Linked DNA regions of Homo sapiens: region 1 is linked to region 2. A link is a contact called in ENCODE Hi-C data. All regions are on one chromosome and are shown on one strand. The core of a region is the stretch at or near the end of the contact, and the rest is flanking DNA. Distances in the headings are between cores, read along the strand shown.

Region 1 (3,414 bases), core at 597-3,096, 640 kb before region 2:
TAAGAATAATGAATCAGAATCAGGCACAGTTTTTAAAACATCAAATGATGTATGTAATTACTTAAAATCTTAAATTTTTATGCAATAATTTGACTTTTTTTTTAAGGCTAGCGCATTAAGTATACCTCCCATTACAACTAGTTCAAGTATATGAGATTCCATTTCTGGTCCATATTACTCATTTTGCTTTCTTGGGCTCTGATCCTCTCTCGTATTTTCATGTTTCCTATTTGTATTTGTTTGGGGCTTTTCTCTCCTTTACAAAATTGGGTAGTCATGCTTCTCCAGTAACCTTGGTGAGTCAGTTCAACCTCTAATTACTTCAGTCTCCTTGCCTGCAAGAAAAGCAGTCAAACTACACGAACACTCTATTGTTTTGCATCATTTCACACGTACACAGGGATAAGGAGGGAAATAATTCTCCCAATGAAGCAGAACCACCGGTAACAGCTGGCACAACTTCTAAAGACCCAGTCTGTCTTGAAAAACAGCCGCAAATTGTCCCTAAATAATAATTACCCCACCTGTATCAGGACTATCTCACTGACTAGCTGCACTTCATGACACAATACCTGCTATTAACTCTCAGCATGGATATAAACATTGCCATAATATTTTTTAAAACCAACAATGTATCATTTGCACATTAGGACAACAGAATGTTAGTTAAGGCACAGAAAACACAAAGGCATGGCTACCCTGTTCTTTGGTGACTCCATATCTAATTATTACCACACATGTCTCCAGTCTTTAGACAAATTTAGTTATTATAAGGGTGGTTGGACAAATAGCAAAGATTTGATTTTCATTAACAAAGGGCACATCAGAACCGAGTTAATCCTTCCCAGTTACCCAACATTCAAAGCTTCTAGTGCAGTCACTTTCTAGTCATTTTAGAACCCAGAGCAGTGTGACGATTTGATGCTTAAGTTTCAACACGTTTTATTAATCCATTCTTCTTGTGCTTCATTTAAAATATTGGAAACTATAAAAAGATCAGCGTGTTAATCCTCTGCCAGGAAACGGGAAAAAAAAGTTAAAAACCTAACAACAACACGAAAAGAGCAAGAGCGCTGGAATCTCAGCTTTGAGGAAACACATGGGATGAAAGCATCCGCCCAAGCTCTAACCATTTGTCACATGGGACTCTTCCCCTCGGGGGTGAATCCTGGATGTCCCCAGGATGGAGCGAGGAGGTCGTGCGTGCGGGCGAGTGTGTGACTGCAGGGGGCCTTGGCGGCGCGAGGAGGCGACGCCGCCCCCTCCCTCAGGCGCAGGGAGGGTCTTCCAGGAAGCGGCGGATCTCTGCTGACTCCGCGGCTGCGGGCCCCGGGCTGCGGCCGCCCAGGCCGGCACGTAGCGCCGAGCGTGACTCAGCGCTGACTCATCCGACTCGCTGCCAGTGGATTTCCCCCGTCAGCTGCTCGCGCTACTCCTGTCGCCGGGAGCTCGCAGGACTTCGCAGATACCGCTGCCTCCTTAGTCTTTCCTGAATAGCAGAGCAGTCCTGTCGCTTTAAACAGAGCAAGGCAGCTTTCACTGCTTTTGAATCCCGACCGAGCGGGGCACTGCCGTGCTTTGTTTTCTTTGCCTTTAAGAGTGCAATAGTCCACTAATCAAATTCTTTCATCAAAAGAGTGTTGGGACAAATCCCTGACATCGTCCTTCCACTGTGATTTGGAGATGACCTCCACCCAGGTTTCACTTCCGTTGTACCCAGCTCTCGTCTTATTTTTGTCCCTCATTTTGTGAATTTATCCTCTCACTACGCTTGATAACTAACCTTGGCGCAAACCCACAACTGTGGTGACGCAAATCAGGTTGGAACTTGGCATCGTTGTGTGCGGGCAGTGAGGGACTTACTGTAAAAACTGGGGCCTTCATAAAGGCGTTCTTATTTGCAATCCTACTTGCTGATTAGATACCGTGCTCATTTTCTGTCTGCCACTCCCCTTTGAAAGTTCCTGAGACAGGCCGGGCGCGGTGGCTCACGCCTGTAATCCCATCACTCTGGGAGGCCGAGGCGGGCGGATCACGAGGTCAGGAGATCGAGACCGTCCTGGCTAACACGGTGAAACACCGCCTCTATTAAAAAATACAAAAAATTAGCCGGGCGTAGTGGTGGGCGCTTGTAGTCCCAGCTACTCGGGAGGCTGAGGCAGGAGAATGGCGTGAACCTGGGAGGCGGAGCTTGCAGTGAGTGCCACTGCACTCCAGCCTGGGCGACAGAGCGAGACTCCGTCTCAAAAAAAAAAAAAAAAAAAAAAAAAGAAAGAAAGAAAGCTCCTGAGACAGATTTAGATGGACTGCTAAAACCTGTCCATCTAAATGGACCGGTTTAGATGGACCGCTCCCGGTCGTGCTCATTTCTTCTTCCCCAGAGTTCAATCTGCAGCGCAGCAGCAGGGCAGCATTTCTCTAACTTTACCGTGGACCGCCTGCATCAAAAGCGCCGCGGTAAAAATGCAGATTCTTGAAGCTCACTTCAAATTACAGACTCAGAATGTCCTGGCTGGGTGGGGGCATGGAGGCACCTGTCTGAGGTCGGGGCCTAGAAATAATCCATCGTATTAACCAACTACCTATCAGTGATTCTTAGGTACATTTAGGTTTGACAACTATAGCAAGAGGGCGAGGATGTGAGACATTATACTGGGTAGACTCTAGGACTCCTTACGATATAGAACACTGTGTTCTAAAATTGATGTTTAAGTTTTGATGGAAGGAAAAAATATTTCCAAATTTGGTTTTATATATTATATTGTTTGCTTTAACTGTATATTTATATAGACAAATTTCTTTTCTTTTTTTTTTTTTTTCTTTAAAGAGAGAAGGCCGAGGCGGGTGGATCATGAGGTCAGGAGATCGAGACCATCCTGGCTAACAAGGTGAAACCCCGTCTCTACTAAAAATACAAAAAATTAGCCGGGCGCGGTGGCGGGCGCCTGTAGTCCCAGCTACTGGGGAGGCTGAGGCAGGAGAATGGCGTGAACCCGGGAAGCGGAGCTTGCAGTGAGCCGAGATTGCGCCACTGCAGTCCGCAGTCCGGCCTGGGCGACAGAGCGAGACTCCGTCTCAAAAAAAAAAAAAAAAAAAAAAAAAAAAAAAAAAAAAAAAAAGAGAGAGTCTTTCTGTGTTGCCCAGGCTGGCCTCGAACTCCTGGGCTCAAGGAACCCTTCCGCCTCAGCCTCTCCAGTAGTTAGGACTACAGGCGTGCACCACCACTCGGCTCTTTTTCTTTCTTCCTTTTTATTTTTATTTACTTATTTTGAGACATGGTCTCACTCTCTCGCCTAGGCTAAAGTGAAGTGGTGGGATCTTGGCTCACTTCAGCCTCACCCTCCCCAGAATCAGGTGATAGTCCCACCTCAGCCTCCCCAGGGGCTGGGGCTACAGGTGTGTGCCACCATGCCT
Region 2 (3,463 bases), core at 579-3,078:
TAACCAAATGTTATCAATATATTTTATTTATATAAAGCATCAAAATTTGCAGATTTGATTCCAGTTTTAGAAAAATTTAATTTGTAACATGTAGTTAGAAGATAGCTTAAAACAAAATTGTGTTTCAATTTTACATACACTTGAATTTATTTTTAAAACTCATTACATAAGATTATACTAACTGAATAGAGCACATAATAGCTGGATAACTAAATGGACTAAAGCAAGCCACGCTGATAAAAAATAAACACAATTGTGATTACATTTTAGGAATATGTTGTGGTTTCAAATGCCTTCTATTCTCCTTAATTTTAAACCTGTGCTTTTTTGTCTTTTAGTATAAAAGAAAATGTAGGGAATATAAGAAAAAAAAGAATAGAATAGATCTGAGATGCATGACATGTTATACCAATTCCTACGTATCTCCAAAAGAACATATTAAAACAACATGTTTTTTAAATTTCTGGTTTTAACGTTCAAAGCATAATTAGAATGATCAAAGGGACTTGGACTGCAATGTTCTGAGAGTTTAAAAGCCAGCAGGCTCTTAAGAATTATCAATCCTGCAAGCTGCTCTAAACCTTGCGAAATGTCACGTCCTATTGAACCAAAAATATATTCATGCTCAGACTTCAAATCACAATGAAACCACAATTCATATGTAGAAATATGTAGAAAAAAAGCTCACTTCCTATTTAACAGAGAATCTGAATTGTCATCCTTCCCTAGTTTTTAGAAATCTGATAATACTTAGCATGCTAGTGGCCACAGAATAGTCTAAATAATAGGAGAGTTATTTTATATTGTTAAAACAGTCATAATTTTCATACCAAATTTGTCCATCATTTATATCAATATCCTCATTAATTAAAATTTCTTATATCCACATAAGCTAGGAAAGAAAAAACTGGATCAGAATGCAAAATATAAAAATCCATTCTGAACATTAAACAAATTTATTTTTAAACTTTCTTAAAATATGCTACCCTTAAGTGAAATGCAAATTCTGAAAAGTTCTGTATACGGCTCTGAGATATAAGCAATAAATTGCTTAGATGCTCTCAGAAAACCAATGGAACCGTTCAGATAATTGATTGCTAATTCTCTGTTAAACAAGCTACAAGATTCATAAAAGACATTGGGTAAAAATTTCAGAAGTACAGCACAGTAATTGTTCTTGAGGTTATGTGGACCTACAAGGAAAGTTAAAAATTTTAAGTTCGTCTAAATGTCATTACACTAATTCTCAAATTTCAAAATACTTTAAATGCATTCACAGTGCAAAACTCTTAGGACCAAAAATAAATAAACAACTTTGTGTAAGCTCCCCTTATCATTAGAAAATGAAACTGCACACAAAGCATGCATGGCCAGGTGGACAAGCAAAATTTCCCAAGACCTGTAATCATGCAGAACAGCAGTCTCGTCCAAAAACAATCACTTGCAAAACAAAATACTGAATCACCAAAAACAAGGTATTATTTTGTACACTTACCCAAAATACACGACAAACCTTTCAGTTTCTACCCTGTCAACACAGAAAGAAGTGTGGGAAGGGGAAAAAGGAGGCAGGGCACCATTTGCTAAAATCTCACTAATACTGTGAGAAACTTAGAATGGCAAGGGAAAAATAAAGCTAAAGAAAGGCTTCCTTTTTTCCCAAGAGCTAGTAATGTGCGTTTTATGGGAACTCTGCACCCTGGATTCTTTGCTATTGACAAATGCTAGCAAGAGGTTCGGCAGTTCCCACTTATGGAAGATGACCCCATGGCCAGCAAGCTTGTCAAGACCCATTCAAGACATTCCTTTCCAGGCCTCCTCCAAGGCGCCTGTGCCTGCCAAGCACTGTACAGGCTCACAAACCACAGCAGCTGAACAAATTTCATTCAGCCCTGCTTATAATTACTTAGTAGCTTTAATTAGATTTAAAAAAAAATAAAAACCTTTAGTCTCAGATCTAAAGCCAGTTGTTCTTTGAGTTAGAAAAAACAAAACTGTGTAACTAGAGAAATCTATACCTATATCATTTGCACAGGAACATACTGAAGAAGCCATATCATTGCACCTTTTAATTCTGCCAAAAATTACTTAAATACAACTTGGCATCAGGAAACCAAAACACTTTTCCAAATCCACAGTGTATTTCATTTTCAAACAGCCTTGAAAGCACATGTCAAATGTAGAGCCCTAGAGCTTCATTTTTAAAGTCAAATGCACCATTTATAAATATAGGGTTATATACCACATACACCAAAATTTTTCTGAAATAAACTGGCATAATGACATTGTTTGTGATTTGAGGAAAACTAAATAGAATATTTTTAACCAGCATGTTATTTGAAAGCACCACAAGTTTTTTAGTATCAGGGCAACTTTTGTCTATATTGAGTTGAAATATAGAGAATTTGAACTTGGATTTGACATTGAGAGGAAATTATAAACTGTTATCACAATAAACTGTTAACTATTTTCATTGCAATATTGTGATGTGATTTATTGTAATCATGCTTGCTATCATTCATTTATTCTTTCACTCAAGTTTTGTTAAAAATTTGCAAAATTAAGAGGGAGTTTTTGATAAAATACAGTATCTAAATTTTATTTAACTAAATGTTTCTGAACACTCAAATGTAATTTGCTCATTCTTGTTCACACACAAATGAGATAATACAAGTATGCACCAATTACTAGTCAAATTAAAACATTTTAATATATATTTGAACTAATTTCCTCTATTTGAAAAGAACCAATAATTTCTGAAATTTTCTACCTCATGATTTGTACTTCCTTATGTACTTTTTTTACTATGTACTATTTTTACCCATAGGGGATAGAAAAAGAAGAACAAAATAAACCCTTAAAAATTATACTTAATTTCAAATGTTTACATAAGATTTAAAAATGAATAGTTAGAAAGAATATAAAGAATAGTCACTATCAATTTGCAGATGGATAGTGTAAATCATTCTTTAAACATTTAGTTGAGAGTAGAAACTGTCAGCTAAGCTAACAAAGTTTCTACAGATTCCCACAGCATTGGTTTATCATCACTGTTTCTGTTTCTTTAGTTGTTTTCAAGATTGTCCACTGAATGCTTACACCTTACTTAAGGAAAAAAACAAAAATGAAAAAAATAATTTCCAATTTACATTTCATTACATTTTACTGATTTTTTCATCGTATGAAATACCTTTTCTTAAGATCGAGTCTGAAACATATATTAAAACCATAAGTCATCTAGACTCTGTGTGTGTGTGTGCGCGAGCGTGTGTGTGTGTGTGTGTGTGTGTGTTGTAAATTGGTTTTTGCTTTTTGGTTTTTTTGTTTGCTTGGTATTTTGGTTGTTTTGTTTTACTCTTTATGTAAGAAAGGAAGTAAACACAACGTGGTTTTGAAAGAAAGCAAAAGGAACAGTGGACATTCAATAATTTGTTGCTTACATTCTATACTTTTCTTTCACATA

Evidence for each region. Hi-C counts contacts between places; a loop is a spot of excess contacts on that map. Pooled maps may share reads with other maps.
Region 1: a loop to region 2 is called in a map with no recorded cell type, with 2.5 times the contacts of the local background. The contact joins two enhancer-like sites. A Hi-C loop is called at or near these places in 2 of 37 single-sample maps with no recorded cell type and 2 of 50 pooled maps.

Annotation. Positions count from the first base shown.
Region 1 is chr5:91,278,588-91,282,001 of GRCh38, reverse strand. No RefSeq gene overlaps it. Among named protein-coding and RNA genes, the nearest start is that of LUCAT1, 34 kb to the left of the region's middle. RefSeq lists enhancers at 601-1,542, 1,285-1,544, 1,543-2,484. Within about 2 kb of position 1,846, at least 39 of the 41 ENCODE cell types and tissues checked have a DNase peak (open chromatin) inside an H3K27ac peak, as active enhancers do.
Region 2 is chr5:90,638,901-90,642,363 of GRCh38, reverse strand. The region is part of intron 11 of ADGRV1 (adhesion G protein-coupled receptor V1); the gene reads right to left. Among named protein-coding and RNA genes, the nearest start is that of ADGRV1, 82 kb to the right of the region's middle. Within about 2 kb of position 1,828, at least 4 of the 41 ENCODE cell types and tissues checked have a DNase peak (open chromatin) inside an H3K27ac peak, as active enhancers do.